Regions from separate parts of the Homo sapiens genome. Here all the other regions are linked to region 3. The links are chromatin loops, found by intact Hi-C in ENCODE. Cell type or tissue: ascending aorta. All regions are shown on one strand. Links, peaks and the distances in the headings refer to the core of each region. The heading gives the core; the rest is flanking DNA. Region 1 has its middle 53 kb from the start of SCAF4. Region 2 has its middle 49 kb from the start of LINC00159. Region 3 has its middle 20 kb from the start of MIS18A.

Region 1 (6,492 bases), core at 732-5,731, 470 kb after region 3:
AACAGCTAGATTTTTCTTCCTGTTTCTTTACTGATAATGCAAACTGTTTATCCATCTTTGCACATTTTCCCAATATTTTTTTCAGAATAAATACCTAGGAGGTTGCTGTATCAAAAAAGAATGCTGTTTCCAGATTTTTGATACCGTAAGGGATGACTTGTTTTTTGATACCCTTAAGGGTGCAGTGCTGCAATCATAGTTCACTGTAGCCTTGAACTCCTGGACTCAAACAGTCCCCCTGCCTTAGCCTCCCTCTTGTCTCAGCCTCCAAAGTAGCTGGGACTACAGGCATGTGCCACCATGTTCAGTGAGTTGTTTTTTTTTAATTTTAGAGATGGGGTCTTGCTATGTTTCCCAAGCTGGTCTTGAACTCCCGGCTTCAAGAGGTCCCCCCTACCTCAGACTTCCAAAGTGCTGTGATTACAGGCATGAACTACCATACTCGGCCATAAGATGTCATTTCTAAATCTATTCTTAGAGGTCATAAACTTAAAAGTGATTTGAAGACCCAAAATTCTTAGAGCATGATAGAAACGATCGGCCATTGGTTTCTTGGATCCCACATAGATCAGTGAATCTTACATGGCCCATTATGAACCAGGGCAATGCCTCTTCCAAATGATGTGTCTCCCCAAAATCTGTGCTTCTGGCATTTTTTGGATCTGGAAAGAGTGGAAGTGGGTCAGCCTAAGTCAGTTACCACTATTAAAAAAAAAAAAAAAAAAACGCTAGGGCCGGGCATGGTGGCTCATGCCTGTAATACCAGCACTTTGGGAGGCCGAGGCCAACAGATCACTTGAGGTCAGGAATTTGAGATCAGCCTGGCCAACATGGCGAAACCCCCATCTGTACTAAACATACAAAAAAAATTAGCCGGGCGTGGTGACACGTGCCTGTAATTCTAGCTACTCAGGAAGCTGAGGCACGAGAATCACTTGCACCTGGGAGGCAGAGGTTGCAGTGAGCTGGGATTGCATCACTGCACTCCAGCCTGGGCAACAGAGAAAGACTCTGTCTCAAAAAAAAAAAAAAAAAAGTAAAACACTAAACACACACATTCACTCATGCACATCCACCCCCCAGCTTAGCATTTTACACGAAGGCCAGCATATAATGCCTGCACCCCCTTCTTCAACAGAGATAAGAAAAGCAACCCTTTGTCTCTATCTAGTGGACTCTCTTTCTCTTTTTTTTTTTTTTTCTTGAGACAGAGTTGCACTCTTGTTGCCCAGGCTGGAGTGCAATGGCGCAATCTCAGCTCACTGCAACCTCTGCCTCCCAGGTTCAAGCGATTCTCCTGCCTCTGCCTCCTGAGGAGCAGGGATTACAGGCACCTGCCACCACATCTGGCTAATTTTCTGTATTTTTAGTAGAGACGGGGTTTCACCATGTTGGCCAAGCTGGTCTCGAACTCCTGACCTCAGGTGATCCACCCACCTCAGCCTTGAAAAGTGCTGGGATTACAGGCGTGAGCCACCACACCCAGCCTAGTGGACTCTCTTTCTAGACCAAATATTGGAACCACCTATTTTATTGTTGTCTGAAATAGAATCCATAAATAGCATGACCACCACACATCCATGACAATGTGACTACAATAGAAGACGTCAGTAAGAAGTCAGATGCGTGCCTTGCATGTAAAATCCCTGTGAACAGGACCACTACCCGTGCATGCTGAACCCAGTGTGCTGCTTTGGCAACTCAGATCCCAGGGGCAGCGCTGTCATTGGTGAGGCAATTTTCAGAAATGGTAAGCAACTCTTGGGGAAGTTTCTGCAAAACAGAGGGATAGATTTCAATTTATGTGATAGTTATACAACTGGGAAATTCTGTGTGTATTAAAAGCACAGGAAAATAATGTGTGTTAGATACAAAATAGAGTTCAGGTCTGGCATTAGATTATTATCAACAGGTTTTTCACCTATATACATGACCAACAAGATACTCAAAACTAGCACAGGCTGGGAGAGAAGTTTTCATCATGAGGGAAAACCTCACACCTCACAGGGTGAATAAGCAATCCTGGCTCCCACCTACCATGTGCCAGATGTGTCCCCACTGGCTGTGATTACTAAGAAATGGCCACAGATTTGCACACCCTGGGAGGAGAGCTGCCCTCATTAAGCATCACTGCACAAATATTCTTCTGAAAATAGAATGCCCTGACCCAAACACTATGCTTCAAATGGAGAGTGATGGAAGGAGTGTGACGTAGAACATCTCAGAAATGCCAAGTTGGTTTTATCTCAAGTGCCATTGATCGCTAGAAGCTGACTGAAGTGGTGTGTTGAGAAAGTATCTAGAACTGCCTTTGGACTCAGTGAGGAAGATTGCCATCATCTATCAACCATGCCATCTGTGAGCACAGAGGAGGGAAGTGTGGCCTGCATGCCACCATGTTTGCTGGCCCAGAAGTGTAAACTCTCTTATCCTAGACACCTTTTGCCTATGTCTGCAGCTGAAAATTGAAATCACTTTTTGGCAGGAAAAAAAATGCAATTGACTCATATCAAGCTCCACTTTCCCACATTTGGCAAAACATTTCAGAAGTTAGAGCAAAGAGGAAAACATCGGGTTCAAATATTCAAAACCATACATATTTCACGGAACAAGAGGAACTCTTTGTGATAGAGAAATTAAAAAATAGAACTGCTTAGCAGATATATAAAGATGGTTTCTGTCAGGGAGAGTCTGGAAGAATTCATACACTGGCAGCTCCGAAATTCAAGGACAGAGTAAAGTCTTGCATTGAACCTTTTTCTTCCACAGCCTGCCCCCTGGTGGAGATGTTAATAAGCAGCAGACACACAAGACTGAATTTACCGAAGGAAAGGGGAAAATAAAGCCGCTGCCCCAAGACCTTCTGAAGTAATGGAGAAAAGAAGCTTTGACGATGATGGTGGTAGTGGTGGTGATGATGGTAATGATGATGATGGTGGTGGTGGTGGTGGTGGTAGTGGGGGGTGATGATAGTGGTTAGTACAATTTGGATTTGTGTCCCAACCGAAATCTCATCTTGAATTGTAGTTCCCATAATCCCCATATGTCGTGGGAGGGACCTGGTGGGAGGTAATTGAATCATGGGGGCAGTCACCCCCATGCTGCTGTTCTCGTGATAATGAGTGAATTTTCACGAGATCTGATGGTTTTATAAGGGGCTTTTCCCCCTTTGCTCGGCAATTCTTCCTGCCACCATGTGAAGAAGGATGTGTTTGCTTCCCCTCCACCATGATTGTAAGTTTCCTGAGGCCTCCCCAGCCATGCTGTACTATGAATCGATTAAACCTCTTTCCTTTGTAAATTGCCCAGTCTCGGGTATGTCTTAATTAGCAGCATGAGAATGGACTAATACAGTGGTGGTAGTGGTGGTGGTAGTGGTGGTGGTGGTGGTGGTGGTAGTTGGTGGGTGATAATGGTGGTGGCAGGGATGGTGATGATGATGGTGGTGGTGATGATGGTGGTGGTGGTGGTGATGGTAGTAGTCAGTGATGATGATGGTGGTGGTGGTGATGGTGATGGTGGTGGTGGTGGTGGTGATGGTGATGGTGGTGGTGATGGTGGTGATGGTGGTGGTGGTGATGACAGTGGTGGTGGTGATGGTGATGATGGTGGTGGTGATGGTGGTGGTGGTGGTGGTGGTGATGGTGGTGATGGTGGTGGTGGTGGTGGTGATGATGATGGCGGTGGTGGTGATGGTGGTGATGGTGGTGGTGGTGATGGTGGTGGTGATGGTGGTGGTGATGGTGGTGGTGATGGTGGTGGTGATNNNNNNNNNNGTGTGGTGTTGTTGTTGTGGTGGTGGTGGTGGTGGTGGTGGTGGTGGTGTTGGTGGTGGTGGTGGTGGTGGTGGTGGTGGTGGTGGTGGTGGTGGTGGTGGTGGTGGTGGTGGTGGTGGTGGTGGTGGTGGTGGTGGTGGTGGTGGTGGTGGTGGTGGTGGTGGTGGTGGTGGTGGTGGTTGTGGTGGTGGTGGTGGTGGTGGTGGTGGTGGTGGTGGTGGTGGTGGTGGTGGTGGTGGTGGTGGTGGTGGTGGTGGTGGTGGTGGTGATGGTGGTGGTGGTGGTGGTGGTGGTGGTGGTGGTGGTGGTGGTGGTGGTGGTGGTNNNNNNNNNNNNNNNNNNNNGTTGTTGTTGTTGTTGTTGGTGGTGTTTGTTGTGGTGGTGGTGGTGGTGGTGGTGGTGGTTGGTGGTGGTGGTGGTGGTGGTGTGTGGTGTTGATGATGGTGGTGGTGGTGATGGTAGTGGTGGTTGTTGATGGTGGTGGTGGTGATGGTGGTGGTGGTGGTGGTTGTTGGTGGTGTGGTGATGTTGGTGTTGGTGGTGGTTGTTGTGGTGATGTAATTGTTGCTATGGTTGTTGTTGTTGTTATTGTTGTTGTTGTTGATAATGGTGATGATGGTGTTGATGGTGGTGGTGATGATGGTGGTGATGGTGGTGGCGGTGATGGTGGTGGTGGTGGTGGTGATTAAATAGCTGCTAATGATGGTGATGGTGGTGGTGGTGGTGATGGTGATAATGGTGATGATGGTGATGATGGTGGTGGTGATGACGGTGGTGATGGTGGTGGCGGTGATGGTGGTGATGGTGATGGTGGTGATGGTGGTGGTGGTGGTGGTGATGATGATGGTGGTGGTGGCTGTGATTATGATGATGATGGTGATGGTGGTGGCGGTGATGGTGGTGATGGTGATGGTGGTGATGGTGGTGGTGGTGGTGGTGATGATGATGGTGGTGGTGGCTGTGATTATGATGATGATGGTGATGGTGGTGGCGGTGATGGTGGTGATGGTGATGGTGGTGGTGGTGGTGGTGATGATGGTGGTGGTGGCTGTGATTATGATGATGATGGTGATGGTGGTGGTGGTGGTGGTGATGGTGGTGGTGGCAGTGGCAGTAATAGCTAATATATATGTAGCATTTCTCTGTGCCGAGCTCTATTCTAAGTGCTTTACATACATTAATTTAATCCTGACAGCAATCTTATGAGTTTTACAATCCCCATTTACACGTAAGAAAATGAAGCACAGAGAGGTTATGTCACTTGCCCAAGGTAATACGGCTCATAAAGAGAGGCTCCCAATACCTTGCTCTAAAATATTTTGCTAATAGCTTTTTCCGAATTAGAGTTTCGTTAAAGTTCTCTTTCAAAGAAAAAGTATAACCTGGTGAGTTAAGACTATCAGTCATTCACACATGTGTATAAATGACCTTAATCAAACATTACTGCAAATACATAGGAGTTTTCATTGAAGATGGAAAGGGAGACATGGCACTGGAGGAGAAGCCTCTGAAGAAGGATAGTTTCGGGGGTGGGGGTGGAGGGGATTTTACAGTTGGAGGGGCTTACCAGAAGGCAGACACATCTGGGTCAGGAAGAGGATGTCTGAAGGTGAGCGGGTCCCAAACATGTGGGTTATTTGCCTTGCAGATTTTCCAAGAGACTGCCATTGGCATGTACAGACTTGGTTAATTTTTCCAAGACTACAGTGGATTCACTTTTTAAAAGGTGAATATAGCACTTCCCCAAGACCATGTATTAGTTAAAATAGTCATTTCAAATCATTATCATAATTGATTCAACTGCCTAGTAATTGCTGCTGCCTCCCCCAAATAAGCAAAACATGCATTTAGGAACAGGCTTAGAACATTCTATGTATTCACAAATTATGTTTTCACACAAGGAAGAGGGGAGTGATGGAGAGGGGAGAAAAAAAGGTTCAGGGGAAGTGGTCCTAGTGGGCTGCTGTTATTTCTCATGATTTCCTCTGCATTTGGTAGAGTAGATGCTCGATAAATATTTGATGATAACTGGAGGGAAGAGCACACAAAATAAGTCAGGGATATTCCTAAAGTAAGAAGTCTGATTCGACACTGGTGATGTTGATGGATAACTCATTTGTAGTCATATTTTGCGTGGATTTTTTCCCCAATATTCTTTTTTTTTTTTTTTTGAGACAGAGTTTCACTCTTGTTGTCCAGGCTAGAGTGCAATGACACAATCTCTGCTCACTGTAACCTCCGCCTCCCAGGTTCAAGTGATTCTCCTGCCTCAGCCTCCCGAGTAGCTGAGATTACAAGTACCCACTGCCATGCTGGCTAATTTTTTGTATTTTTGGTAGAGACAGGGTTTCACCATGTTGGCCAGGCTGGTCTCGAACTCCTGACCTCGGGTGATCTGCCTGCCTTGGCCTCCCAAAGTGCTGGGATTACAGACGTGAGCTACCGCACCTGGCCTTTTTCCCCAACATTCTAAAGTCACTGATTCTCTGAGTGGAGGGGGAACACTAACAGGTTGTGGCTATTTCTATTACAACCCATGTCATTGCTTATTTTTTAAAGCATTTTCTGTATTCATTTCTTGTATTCTGTAATCCCAAAGAGGTATGGTACACCAGCTCAATGATCTCATTAATGAAATTATGTCACTAGATGAAATATGAAAGTAAATGGTTTATTAAGGACATAATGTGGTTGGTGTGTAATACCAACTACTGGG
Region 2 (6,492 bases), core at 622-5,621, 120 kb after region 3:
CCCTGGAGTGGGCCGCTCAGCAGCCGGACTCTCCTCTGACTGCCCCTGACTGAATTCCATGTTGTCCTGCTGTCAGTGGCCTGCCAGTGTCTGCTGGTGTCCGTTGCGTGATCTTCTGCTTCTCTCAACGTCCAGCTGCTTGTGTCTGTGCCCGCTAGGGTCTCAGGGTTTTTATGGGCACAGGATCGGGGGTGAAGTGGTTAGGAGTAGTCTTGGACAATGCAACATTTGGGCGTGGAAACAGGAGTGCTGGTTATCACTTAGGTCCATGGGCACAAGACCGAGGGTGGAGCCCTCACCAGGAGCCCTGCCCTTCTCTACCCAGCACTTCCCTGCCCCCCTCCCGTATCAAAACCACCACCATCTCTTGCTTGGGCTTCTCAAGAGTCTCCTCACTGGTCTTGGCCCACTCCCATCTCCTTCACAGCCGGACTGAGCTGCTGGAAACTTTCATCTCATTGGGCCACCCCTCTGCATAAAACACTTGGCTTCCCCATGTCCTAAGGACAGAGATTAAAATTCCCTTCCTTGCTTTCTGCCTGTAGTCGATCCTTGAAAGCTTCCACATCCTTCCTGCTTTGGGGGTCTCCCTACGGGCTGTTTTCTCTAACTGGAAAGCCCCTTTTCCTATTAGACCTCAGGGCTCAGTCTCAAGCTCACTCTCTTCCTCTTCACATGAGGCCATTACCTGCCATCACCTGTCACACCACCTGCACTCTGCCTTCTCAGCCTTTATTACAGATTATAATGCAGTTGGTGTTGGTATTTGCTTCCTGACTATTTCCCCTGCTGTAAGCTGCATGAAATCAGGGTTTGTGTCTATTTGCCCATCATTATCCCAGCACCTAGCTCACTGTTAGTGCCTAGTAAGCACTCCTAAGTAACTGTTGAGAGAATGACAAAACAGGAAAGCAAGCCTCCATTGTATCAGATTTTGGGAGTTGCAATTTAGCCCTTAGGCAAATCTAACAGAATTCTAGACAGGATGTAGTCTATGTTAGTTTCCTGTGGCTCCCGTGACAAATTACCTCATGCTGTGTGGCTTAAACAAGAGATATTTATTCTCTGACGGTTTTGGAGGCCAGAAATCTGAAGTCAAGGTGTTGTCAGGGCCACACTCCCTACAGGGTCTTTAGGGGATAATCTGTTCCCTGCCTCTCCCAGCTCCTTAGGGGCTGCTGGCTTCCCTTGGGTTGTGGCCGCATCACTCCAATCTCTACCTCCATCTTCAAATCACCTTTTCCTCTTATTTTGTGTCAAATCTCCCTCCCTGTATAAGTGCCTTGTAAGGACATTGTGTTGCATTCAGGACCCACCCAGATAACCCAGGATGATTTCCTCATTAAAATCTTTAACTTAATTACATCTGCAAAGACCTTTTATCCAAATAAGGCCATATCCACAAGTTCTAGGGATTAGGATGTGGGCATATCTCTGGGGGGCCATTTCTCCCCACCACGGGATTGTAAGACTAGACTTGGTCCAATAGGAGCTGTTTGGGGAAACTCAGGATGAGAACCTCTGCAAAACAGGAGAGAATGGATTGCAGTTAGGCTGTGAGTAATCACGGAGGAGAAACAACCCAGTGATGCTTCCCACCGGGGTCAAGGCAGACACCATCATTGTCCCCTTCCTACTCTTGCCTTCTTTGCCCGCAAACAAAGATCATTTCTGCTGGCACAGGGTTTGGATGAGAGCCAGATCTCACCCAACTGTTGAAATTCATGGCTGACGAATCAGTGGAAAACAGCCAGAACCTAGGGCTCGCATCTACTGCACAACGTTGGGAACAATGCTTCATCTCAGTTAGCCTCAGTTTCCCCAATTATAAATCAAAAGAGGGTGATGCGTCATAGTTACTTCTTCCCAAAGGAGCCATTGGAATGGTTTTGTTGTCATTTTTCCTGTGTCTTGGGACAATCGTGCTGATATAAAGCATCATTATATTTACCAAGTATGTTCCTTGCAAGAACTTGTTCTTCTTGCTCTTCTTACAGCTGTGGAGTCTCCATCTGCTTTTCAAAGTAACAAAAATCCTCCCCCAGACCTCTGGATCACCACACACCTGTGTCTCTGCACTTCTCAGGTGCTGCCCTCCTCCGATTTTCCCTTTTACTGCACCAGAGGCCACCAGCTATTTTAAACCACACTTAGAAACTGGTCCTTTGTGGCAAGTGCTGTAGAGAGTGTCTTTAAAAAGGTATAGGTTTCTAAAAAAAAAAATAAAAAGTACACAAACACGGAGGGTGGGCCAGAAATAAATGCTACTGTATATTTAGAAGCTGAATGCTTTCATTCTTAGATAATGAGTCTAATTCAGTTTCTATAAACCACAGTCGTGCTTCCGTGGTCTCAGTTCCACTGAGCATCTTGTACTTCGAAGCAGCCTTCTGAAATGGCAAGGCTATTTATGAGGGAGCATTGGTGTGAGTTTCTGTTTTTGGCAAAGGGTAAAAATAAGGAATGTTCTTCTGAGTGGGCTGCTCTGAGAATCCAGCTTGGCCGCTTGGTCGGCGCTGGGCACATGTGCACGACATATGTCATTCTTGCCTCTGAATAGAGGGTATGAATCACTCTGCCTGGCTCTACCCAGTGGGGATTTTTAGATCGTGCTTCTTCTCCAACATGCAAAGCAGCGTTTGATTTTCTGAGAGGGAAGTGATGAATATTTTTCTCTGTAAAATATGAACGGTGAATGTAGTCAGTACCCACTGTGAAGGCTTAGAGAAAACAAACTAAAAGATGACCATCAGACAACTTCCCCTCTGCAGGGAGCTTCCAGATTCCTTTCCTGCGGGCTGCGGGAGGCTGGCAGCCTCTTGAGAGGGTGAGGTCATTTCTTCAATCAACAAACGTTTTGGGAAGCCCCCTATGTGCCAGGTACTCCTGCAGGCACTGGGGAAATGCTGGGGTCATGTAGAAACCGGAGCAAGCTGGGGTACATAGTGTGTGCTTGCTTTTAATGAAGTGAGTCACTCCTAGCTCCTTGAAAATCAGAATCCTAGCAGTAAACTGTTTGATGATGATCAAGTTCAAGTCCAGCAGCAGTGTTTGGGCCATTACAAGCACCTCACTCCCTCACGCCCTCTCCAGAGGGCCAGGTTACACTTTGGGAACCCCAAGTCTTTTCTAGAGGGATGAAATGATTCCGGGGAAGTTAGACTGAACTGAATCCAGTACCTGCTGGAACCCCATTTCTCCAGAAATCCTCCAAGTTTGAGCTCGAAGCTACTTAATCCTCTGGGGGTGACTGTGGGGTGTTTGAGATTTCAGTGGACACCTGAGGTGCCAAAGCTTCAACTTGCCGTGGAAATCTGAGTGTGATTTTAAGTGGTGAGACCCTTGGGCACTGGGGAAAAGAAAAAAGTGGGTTGGTCTGAACAGTCCCAAAACGAAAGGCAGGGGGAGGTCTCGGACAGATGTGCCATGGCCTGCTCCCTCCCTCTGAGGCCTGAAATGTGTGAGGCTTTTGGGTTTGTGCCTGCAGGGAGCGGGGAGTGAGATGTGGCCAACAGCCCACACAGACAATGCCAGAGGGAGATGGATGCTGGAGAGGAGGTGGGGAGAGGAGAAGAGGCCCAGAGACTCTTCCTGTGTTTATGTGATAATTTCACTCCATTACATTGAGATCACAAAAGAGGAATAATGTGTAGACAGGGACTGGGCAGATGGAAGAAATGCCGGCTCAGAGAGGGGATGGGGAGGGAAGGAAGAGGCTCGGAGGGCAGGAGGGAGCTAAGCGAGGAGGAGCCCTGGGAGGATTTGTGGCTGCTGCCCACTGTCCCCAGGGATCCCGCATGTCCTGGGGGCCATGGTGGCAGGTGGAAAGGGAGACTCCAGGGAAATGCTAATAGAGACACTGGCCCACAAACCAGCATCTCCTGTTGCGTGGCAAGGTCCCCTGCACTCACAGAATGTTTTGTTTGTTTGTTTGTTTTTGCTTGTTTTGAGATGGAGTCTCGCTCTGTCGCCCAGGCTGGAGTGCAGTGGCGCAATCTCAGCTCACTGCAACCTCCGCCTCCCGGGTTCACGCTACTGTCCTGCCTCAGCCTCCTGAGTAGCTGGGATTACAGGTGCACACCACCATGCCTGGCTAATTTTTGTATTTTTAGTAGAGGCGGGGTTTTACCTTGTTGGTCAGACTGGTCTTGAACTCCTGATCTCAGGTGATCCACCTGCCTCGACCTCCCAAAGTGCTGGGATTACAGATCGTGAACCACTGCGCCCGGCCATTCAGATATTTTTAACACAGCCCTGCCACCTTCTCCCTAGTGCTCGTTCTCCATCCTTGTCTCAACTGCAAGCTTCACTACAACCCAGGCTCACTAAGACAATGAAAAATCAAAGATGTTTCATGAAAATGGTAATCAGTTAAGTTTTTCCATCTTTGGAATGGGTCATGAGCTGAGGCCCAGTCTGAAGGTGGGAAGCCCGAGCTCTCTTCCCAGGGAGGGTGGCTCTGCACCCCTCTGTCTGCAGGAGATCCCTGCCAGGATCCCTTATCTCTGCTGTCACATCCTGCTTTTCAGCTCCCTCCCAGAATGGCCTCATCCCTCAGGGTCCTGTGGAATTTTCTAGAACATAATAGGCAGATGGCCAAAACCCAAGTGGGCGTTTCTCCAAGCACAGACTGGAAAGACCCCATGCCAACGTCTCTTCTTTTTCTACTCAGGAATTTGTTAGGTCTGATTAGGGTCCGAGCTGCCTTCCCAAGGGCACCTTCCAGAGCGGTGGTTTTCCCACTAAATTCCTCGTTCCCTCTTCTCCGTCTAGAACCCACCAACGCTGCCTCAAGGAAGGCACAGATAGGCTCAGGATCCAGGGGAAATCCTCTCGCTGCCTGCAGGCTGGACCGACTCTGAGTAGGGATTTCTAGACTGGCCCCTTCCTTCTGTCTTGGGCATTAGGGAAGTCGGAGATGTTTGTCTGTTTGTTTGTTTGTTTGTTTGTTTGTTTTTGACAGAGTCTTACTCTGTTGTCCACGCTGGAGTGCAGTGGCGTGATCTTGGCTCACTGCAACCTCCACCTCCTGGGTTCAAGCGATTCTCATGCCTCAGCCTCCCAAGTAGCTGGGATTACAGGCACCCACCACCACGTCCCACTAATTTTTGTATTTTTAGTAGAGACAGGGTTTCGCCAAGTTGGCCAGGCTGGTCTTGAACTCCTGGCATCAACTGATCTGCCCACCATGGCCTCCCAAAGTGCTGGGATTACAGGCGTGAGCAGTGCCGTTTTTAGACTAGACTGTCCAGCTGGGAGCTTAGGGGTGACAGGAGAATCAAACTGCAAAGGCTTTCCCAGTGAAACCCTACCTGTGTTTACACACAGCTTCCCATAAATATGTCCCCATTTGTTTAAGACAGGAAGTAGTTAATTCTCCTTACTGCCAAGAAATTAAACATCAAAATAGAAAGAAAAGAAAAGAAATGTAAGCACCAGGCACACACTGCCTTTTCTGACTTCACTTGTATTATTAGGGGTGCAGCATACAGTGTATTCATAGCTTAAGTGTATTCTTAAATGCCCACTTTTAATTTCATGTTAAATTTGCTTCATGAAGAAGGTCTGGGTGACTGGGTCTGCCTCTTCCATGGCAGCCAGTCTTCTCTTTCTGGAAGGGTCTGGAATAATCTTTCTCATGATGCAAATACTTCAGAGGCAACACAGTGCACTTAAGGAAAGAGCCCCGTTTTTGGGAGTCAGAAAGATTTAGGCATGACTCTTAGTTCAATTCTGTGTTCTTTGGCAAGTTATTTAATCTCTCTGAGCCTCATTTTTCTCCTCTGTACAATGGCCCAACCTAACTCCATTGGCTACTAGCTGTGTGACTTCGGGATAGTTACTTAACCTCTCTGGGACTTAGTTTTCTTTTATTTGTGAGATGGGAGACACAGTGACACCTATCTCAGAATTGTTGCTGATATTAACTAAGTCATTTGCATAAAGTGATTAGCACAACAGCCCTGGCACTAGCATAGTGTGAGGATTTGCAACGAGGATGATGATGGGTTGTGTGAGGCCTTCGTGACATGCACCTGGTACATGGTAGGTACTTGCCCAACCCTCATCCCTCCCCACTCCTCCCAGCCGCCTCAATTTCTCTTTGTGGTTCTCACCCGTGAAAGGTTCTCAGGTGCCTCTTCAGGGCAGTCCTTACACCTCCAGTCTTTCTCTTTGTTGACCTGTCTTGTGATTTTTGCTCTGCTCTAAAACCGTGTGTCTGCACTGACCTCAATATCGCCTGTCAGCTTGGAGTGTTGTCTTTGGGCTGAGGCTGACTGGATGACTCAGCATTACTCTTAAAGAGGTCAGTCCCATTCTTCAGCCTAAGTAATAGTCAATAACAACAATTCACCTTGAATACAGGCATAGAAGATTCAATATGGCCCTAGGTGCTTGGCAGCTCAAGAAGTAGAGTCTGTTTTCTCACTCTTGGAAACATGCGACTTTCTTTAATGAAATGAATGTGGTAAAAGTGACACTGTCTGACTT
Region 3 (6,492 bases), core at 717-5,716:
TTTTTAGCAGTAAAACACATAAAGGGACATTGCGTCAGTTAATATAGTATTAGCAATCTTAGCGTCTAGAAGGGTTTAGAAATCCTGAGCTTCTCTCTTTTTCTTCTGTAGAACACAGTGAACTCAGCATGAGTTCCTTTCCCTGCAGTTGTCCCTCCCTTGAGATTCTCTGGCTACCAGATCCCCCAGCCCCTCTTCTGCCCAGAGGTACTGTCTGGCCTCTCTTTCAAGCTCTCACCTCTCCGTGTGTCTTCTTGGCTGTGTCGTGTGCCACCTCCTTTGAGTCATTTATTTTACTTTATTGCGGTTATCATTGTTGGGCATTATATTTTACATTTGTTTGTTGGTTTAATGTCTGTCCTGCCATTGGAGTGTTAGCTCCACGAGGGCAGGGATTTTATCCATCTCATGGCCTGGGCCAAAAAGAATGCAGCCCCGTAATACGTGCTCATTCCATCTTCAATGGAACAAATGAATGTTGCTGCATCGAGCATCTGTTTACTCACATCTTCATTCTCTAACCACTCTATTGATTCTTTATCTTGACCCGCAAGCATACTTACGTCTCATCTTGGTGACAAAGAGCCCTCCCGTGGCCCAGGCACCTCGCTGAACTGCTCTCTTATTTTTAACCGCACTGACTTTGCCCACTCAACACTTCAACTCTGGGCTTTTGGTCCTCCAGGCATCTTGCTGAAACTACTCTCTTGAAGGCCGCCAGTGAGTTCCTACAAAGTGTTACTGTCTGTCTGAAATCCCTAAAATTTCCAACAATTTAAAATTGTTCTCCCCTTTAACATTTTCTTCTTGATTGCCCGCATTTCTGAGCGAGGCATAATGATGTATGCAGGGGCTGGATGCCATGGGGCCTGGGGTTTGTGGTAAAATGTCGGTAAAGTAACCACACAGCAAAAGGGATAGTATGGCCCTCATCTTAATCTCTGCTGATTATTTATGAATGGGCACGGGTGGGGGTTCATTATATCTGCACTTTTGAGTGTGTATGGTTTATTTTAGGTCGTCTCACTCTGTCGCCCAGGCTGGAGTGCAGTGGTGCCATCTCGGCTCACTGCAACCTTCGCCTCTGGGTTCAAGTGATTCTCCTGCCTCAGCCTTCCAAGTAGCTGGGAGTACAAGCATATGCCACCACGCCCGGCTAATTTTTGTGTTTTTAGTAGGGATGGGGTTTCCCATGTTGGCCAGGCTGGTCTCGAACTTATGACCTCAGGTGATCCTCCTGCCTTGGCCTCCCAAAGTGCTGGGATTATAGGCATGAGCCACTGCACCTGGCCTGTGTATTGTTTGAAAATTTTTATGAAACCAAAAACAAACAAGTTTGCTTTCATCCTTGGGCATTGATGGCGTCCGACTTGCCCAGTGGCCTCCTGCCTCCTTGCTGCTGCTTTGCCGGAGTTCACCTTCCTCCTGCTTCTCCCGGGCTCTGCCTTTGCCCTCCTTTCTCTCTCTGCAGTCTCTCTTGGCTACTTCCGCCCTGCCAGGATTTCAGTGATCATTCCTGTGTCTCTAATTCCCACAGCCCTCAATTGTCTCCCCGGGTCCCTGGTCCTGAGTTTCTAATGATCTGCCGACATCCCCTGGATATGCCCTGTGTACTCTCTGTCTCACACCTGACCCTTTTGTATATATACAGTTCTTACTTGTCCTTCAAGATCTTGCTTGAGTGCCACTTCCTCCAGGAAGCCCTTGCTGATTTCTCAGTCAGATGTCATTTCTCCCACTTCATTATTCTTAAATGACTTCAGCATGGTCTGACCTTATTACTTAGATTTTGTATTCTAGTTTTGTGGGAACTGTTCCTGGAATACTAGGGTTGTGTTTTCCAGAGATCCAACATGTTGTGGGACCTTGTACACTGGAGGCAATTCATACTTTGTAGACCAGTTATGATGGTAAATGGAAAAATCTGAAAAAAAAAAAGCTGAGAAAAATGGTTCCACCAAAGTATTCAAAATTGCTTTTCATATTTCAGAATTGACATATAAGAGTAAAAAGAAAGTAACCCAAACTGCAGTGGTGCTGTGGGGCTAGCATAAAATGTTAATCAGGTAAATAGGAACTCAAAGGAAATTTACCAAATTGAGCTCATTTACATGTGTAATTACCCATCTGTGATCATTCTACTGTTCTATTTATTCTGTCTTTCTCCTCCCACACTGGGTTAAAAATACTTTGTATTAAAGATTTTCTTCATAACCAAATACAATGAATTCTTGGGATTGGGGGTGGGGTGGGGTGTGAATGCCACTCTGACACTGGAAACAAGATGCCGGAGTGGGCCTCAGTGCGCGCTGTCTGGGTGCAAGGGAGAAGCCCGGCAGATACACATTAACGCCACCTTCAGACAGGCACATCCCAAGAGGAGACTTGGAGGCAATGGCATTGAAAACCACCTGCTGCTTTCAGTGATCAAGAAAGAAACCTGTGGCTTTCATGAATGCGGAATCCATAAGACACAGTCAGATGCCGTCCTGGAATGGTTGCTTCCTGAAGTAGGAAGGTCCAGAGTAGGCTAGGAAGGTGTCAGGGAGTGGGCTGTCTCCTCACAGGATACTCTTTCTTAGGGGGAAATGATGACCTTGAGCTGAGGTAAGGAGGCCCTTGAGCTTGAAGATGCGAAAGAAAAGTGGCTCCCCAGCCTTCTCAGTGCTTGGGTGTGGGAAAGAATTGTAACCCCTGGGAGGCCAAGGCGAGGCAGAGAATGCCCTCCAGAGGCCTGCGGTCTTGGAGCGAGGAGGCCCTGACAGAGGAGACCTGGCCAACCCTTCCCTCGAGCCCCTGGCCACTCTCAGGGTGGGCATTGCCTGAGGCTTATCAGAAATGCAGACCCTGGCTGGGCACGGTGGCTCCCACCTGAAATCCTGGCACTTTGGGAGGCCGAGGCAGGAGGATCGCTTGAGTCTAGGAGTTCGAGACTGGCCTGGGCGACATAGCAAGACCAGCAAGACTCTACGAAAAAATTAAAAAGTTAGCAGTGGTAGCGTGCACTTGCAGTCCCAGCCACCCTGGAGGCTGAAGTGAGAGGACTGCTTGAGCCTGGGAGGTCGAGGCTGCAGTGAGCTGTTATCTTACCACTGCACTCCGTCCTGGGCAACAGGCCTATCTCTAAGTAAGTAAGTAAGTAAGTAAATAAATAAATAAATAAATAAATAAATAAATAAATAAATAAAATGCAGACCCTCACGCCTCATCCAGGCCCGCTGAACCAAACCTGTGCTGCTGCAACAAGATGCTAGGTGGTCCCCAGGCACGTTCAAGTGTGACACGAGCTGACTTAGGGGACAGTTCTTCCCGGCTTTCTTGAATAAAATGGTTCTTTTATATGTTGGTGCGTTTTGGTGTGATTACTAATTTTGCTGAGTACCGTAGTCATTTTTTCAGTGTCACTGTTTGACATGCTGTAAAGTAGGTTAGTATCACTCTCAGGCTGTGAGTCGGACTTTTTGTTTTGTTTCCCCAATCAGGCCACAAGGGGCCGCATTTCACCATGTAAACATTCATCGTGTCCAGCCTGTTCACAACCACAGTGGGAAACTCAGTAGCTGCAGGAGGCCCTGTCCAACAGGAAGGTTGCCTCATTGCAACCTGACTTTATCCCTTCACTCCTGTAACCAACATTCTTAATTAAAATAAAATAATAGTCAAGGCCCCCCGTCCCCGATGCAGCCCCCATCAGACTGCTAACAGCTTTTTCGGTATTCGTCCCTAAAATTGCTTACATCTACACTTGCACAGGATTTTCCCCAAGGCACTAGCATTCTACACTGGAAGTTAATTATGTTTTCTCTTTCAGTCGTTTTCTGTTTTCATGACTCAGATTTGTTACTAAATCCCCTCCCCCAATGCTTTCTGAGTCCTTAATGCTGTGTTTGCCAGCTCAGTTTGGAGTTGCCGGCTGAGAGGTGGCAGTCTTCCGGAATAAGGACATTTCTGATCACCTTGCTAATGTGTCTGACTCACACGAGACTTGGCAGGAACCCTCTATCTGTATTAATGCTATAGATTCCTTTGGAAAGATTAAGGAACAGTGCTATCTTGTTATGGGTCAAGACATCCAAAGCACATTATTTAGACGACAACATTGTCCAAAGCTTTAAAGTGAACTCAGGCAACTACATTTTATGCCAGACTTCCATTTGCTGAAACAGATTAAAAAAATACTCGTGCATTAAGTGATTATGCAGAGGCAAAGTGGTAGTTCTGTGAGGTTCCAGCACACTGGGAGTCCTGGAGCCTTGGGGTGTGTGTCCTACGGAGCCTCCAACAACTGGAGCAATTTCACATCCCTGGCGTCCATCTCCCAGGCTAGGTTTCCTCATCTGTAGAAAGAAGGGGTTGGATTAGGATGCTCCGTAGGTTTCCTTTTAAAAGTAATCTAAAAAAGCAATCAGAAATGTTTTGTTATTTTAATTAGGTATTGATTTGAAATGGAAACCTCGATTGATAGCTGATAGAGGCTCATCTAAGGCATTTGTAATCTGATGGACATAGACAATATTCTGCCCATTAGAGAACCAAGACCACAAAAGAAGCTTAGAATAGAAGAGCCGCCCACATTTGCTGCTGCTGTGTAATGAACAGTTGTAGGTGGCACCAGGTGCATGTCTTGAAGAAATTCTTGAATCAGCTCATGGAATTCTGAACTGGATTAAAACATGGGCACGTGAACATTTTATTTAACAGCATCTCTGGCTGCCAACATTTCACCAAGAATCTTCATTATTAAAGTGCACTGGTTATTCCTTTTGCCATCATTTGAGTTACTCTCTGTGAAGAAGACAGATGTCTTGCTATAGTCATTTCACTTGCTCAAGTTCCCCTGTCCTCTCTCCTCAATCGCTATGTCCCCCTTAGCGAAGCCATAACCAGTCGAAACTTAAGTGAGTCAGCTTTGGATGTCAGCCATAGAGCAGGCGAGCCAAGTCCCGTGATGCCAGCCCCTGGACAGAGTTTCCAAGGCAACAACTGCTGTGTTTCTCTCCACTCTGAAGGAAAACCTGGGAGAATCCAGTCCTGATGTGGCTGTTAAGGGAGCCAGGGTGGGGGAAAACAATCTGTGAATGAGCAGACTTTCGTTCTAGCCTGTTTTTTTTTCCTCTGTAAGAATGAGTCTTATTCACATGCATTTTTCTGTAGCTCTGAAATGAGGATTTGAATTGAACTGTTTGAGATGGGTGGTTAAAAGAAAATATACACAGATCATCAGTCTGAGAAGCACTAGATGATCATGCAGATTAAGAAGTAATAAAGTCAGAATTCTCACAGGAACAAGAGATCATTTTTGTCACTGAGTACAAGAAAGATTAGCATGAGCCAAGACACAGAGGCCGAAAAAGGGGCAAGGGACAGTCCCCACTGAGAACAGCTTCCATCTTCAATGTTTTTCTCATCATTAGTAGGACTATAAAAATTATTGTCCAAATCAGGGCACATTCGCGAAACAGGGAATGTCTAATAATTAAGTCGGGATGACAGATGTCAATTGTCCCGGGAAAACCAGCACACGTGTCACCGTACTTTTTATGCCTCCCGGTAGAGAGCCATTGAACAAAGGTGGCCTTAGCTACCGGAGTGTGACAGCCACGAGGCTCAAGTGAGAGAGGAGGATGCCAAGTCATCCGATGAAACTGAGTCGGGTGGGAATGGAATAGAGAAATGAAAGAAATGTGGACAGGTTTGAACAGCAGCTCAGGGAAATTTGATGATAGATCAAGCAGAAATAGATTAAAAAGACTTCGAGGCAGTGGTACTCTCTGAGGGAGCACAATTTGGGGTGGCCCAGTCAATGGTTTTGTGATTTTGTCCAGTAAAGAGTAGAGTAATTCTCTTTAGGTTTGAGCAGCAATACACGAGGTTTCTGGGGAGAACAATCCCAACATAGTAGACATCAAAAAAATGTTTAATAATGAATCTTCTGTTTCCTGAAGAAATTCGCTAAAAGTAGACATCAGTAAGCTTGTGAAACACATTTATGGTTATCCTCAAAGAAGTCAACTGAGTTTACCATCCATAGCCAGTTAGGGATGAGATAAAATAGATGGAAATGGCTGAACTTTTACACTATTAAATGTACTTACCCCAGGCGTAAACACGTTTGTTCTTTTTTTTTTTTTTGGGACAGAGTCTCGCTCTGTCACCCAGGCTGGAGTGCGGTGGCACGTTCTTGGCTCTCTGCAAGCTCTGCGTCCCAGGTTTACTCCATTCTCCTGCCTCAACCTCCCGAGTAGCTAGCACTACAGGCGCACACCGCCACGCCTGGCTAATTTTTTCTGTATTTTTAGTAGAGATGGGGTTTCACCGTGTTAGCCAGGATGGTCTCGATCTACTGACCTCGTGATCCACCCTCCTCGGCCTCCCAAAGTGCTGGGATTACAGGCGTGAGCCACCGCGCCTGGCCAAGCACACATTTATTCTTTAACTAGATGGGTCTTCCTGCTGAAATAACTTTGAAACTTCAAAAAGTACCCAAGAATG

Evidence for each region. Hi-C counts contacts between places; a loop is a spot of excess contacts. Peaks named below come from ENCODE experiments on the same cell type or tissue, not always from the same donor. Only the 100,000 strongest peaks of a DNase experiment are listed, where the experiment ranks them.
Region 1: a loop joins it to region 3, with 6 times the contacts of the local background. A loop is called at or near these places in 85 of 110 quality-filtered maps.
Region 2: it touches region 3 in a loop (2.9-fold over the local background); 7 of 110 quality-filtered maps call a loop at or near these places.

The regions. Positions count from the first base shown.
Region 1 is chr21:31,782,351-31,788,842 of GRCh38, reverse strand. No RefSeq gene overlaps it. Among named protein-coding and RNA genes, the nearest start is that of SCAF4, 53 kb to the right of the region's middle. In ascending aorta, for the core only: a CTCF peak has its summit at 2,795 (motif pointing left); a DNase peak (open chromatin) is centred at 2,772.
Region 2 is chr21:32,131,925-32,138,416 of GRCh38, reverse strand. No RefSeq gene overlaps it. Among named protein-coding and RNA genes, the nearest start is that of LINC00159, 49 kb to the right of the region's middle. RefSeq lists enhancers at 2,124-2,383, 2,934-2,983, 3,762-4,263. In ascending aorta, for the core only: no CTCF peak of the experiment used is centred there; a DNase peak (open chromatin) is centred at 2,516; H3K4me3 peaks cover 769 bases; H3K27ac peaks cover 1,149 bases.
Region 3 is chr21:32,255,531-32,262,022 of GRCh38, reverse strand. It overlaps a transcript of MIS18A not described here. Among named protein-coding and RNA genes, the nearest start is that of MIS18A, 20 kb to the left of the region's middle. In ascending aorta, for the core only: a CTCF peak has its summit at 3,488 (motif pointing right); DNase peaks (open chromatin) are centred at 3,512 and 4,952; H3K4me3 peaks cover 355 bases; H3K27ac peaks cover 1,678 bases.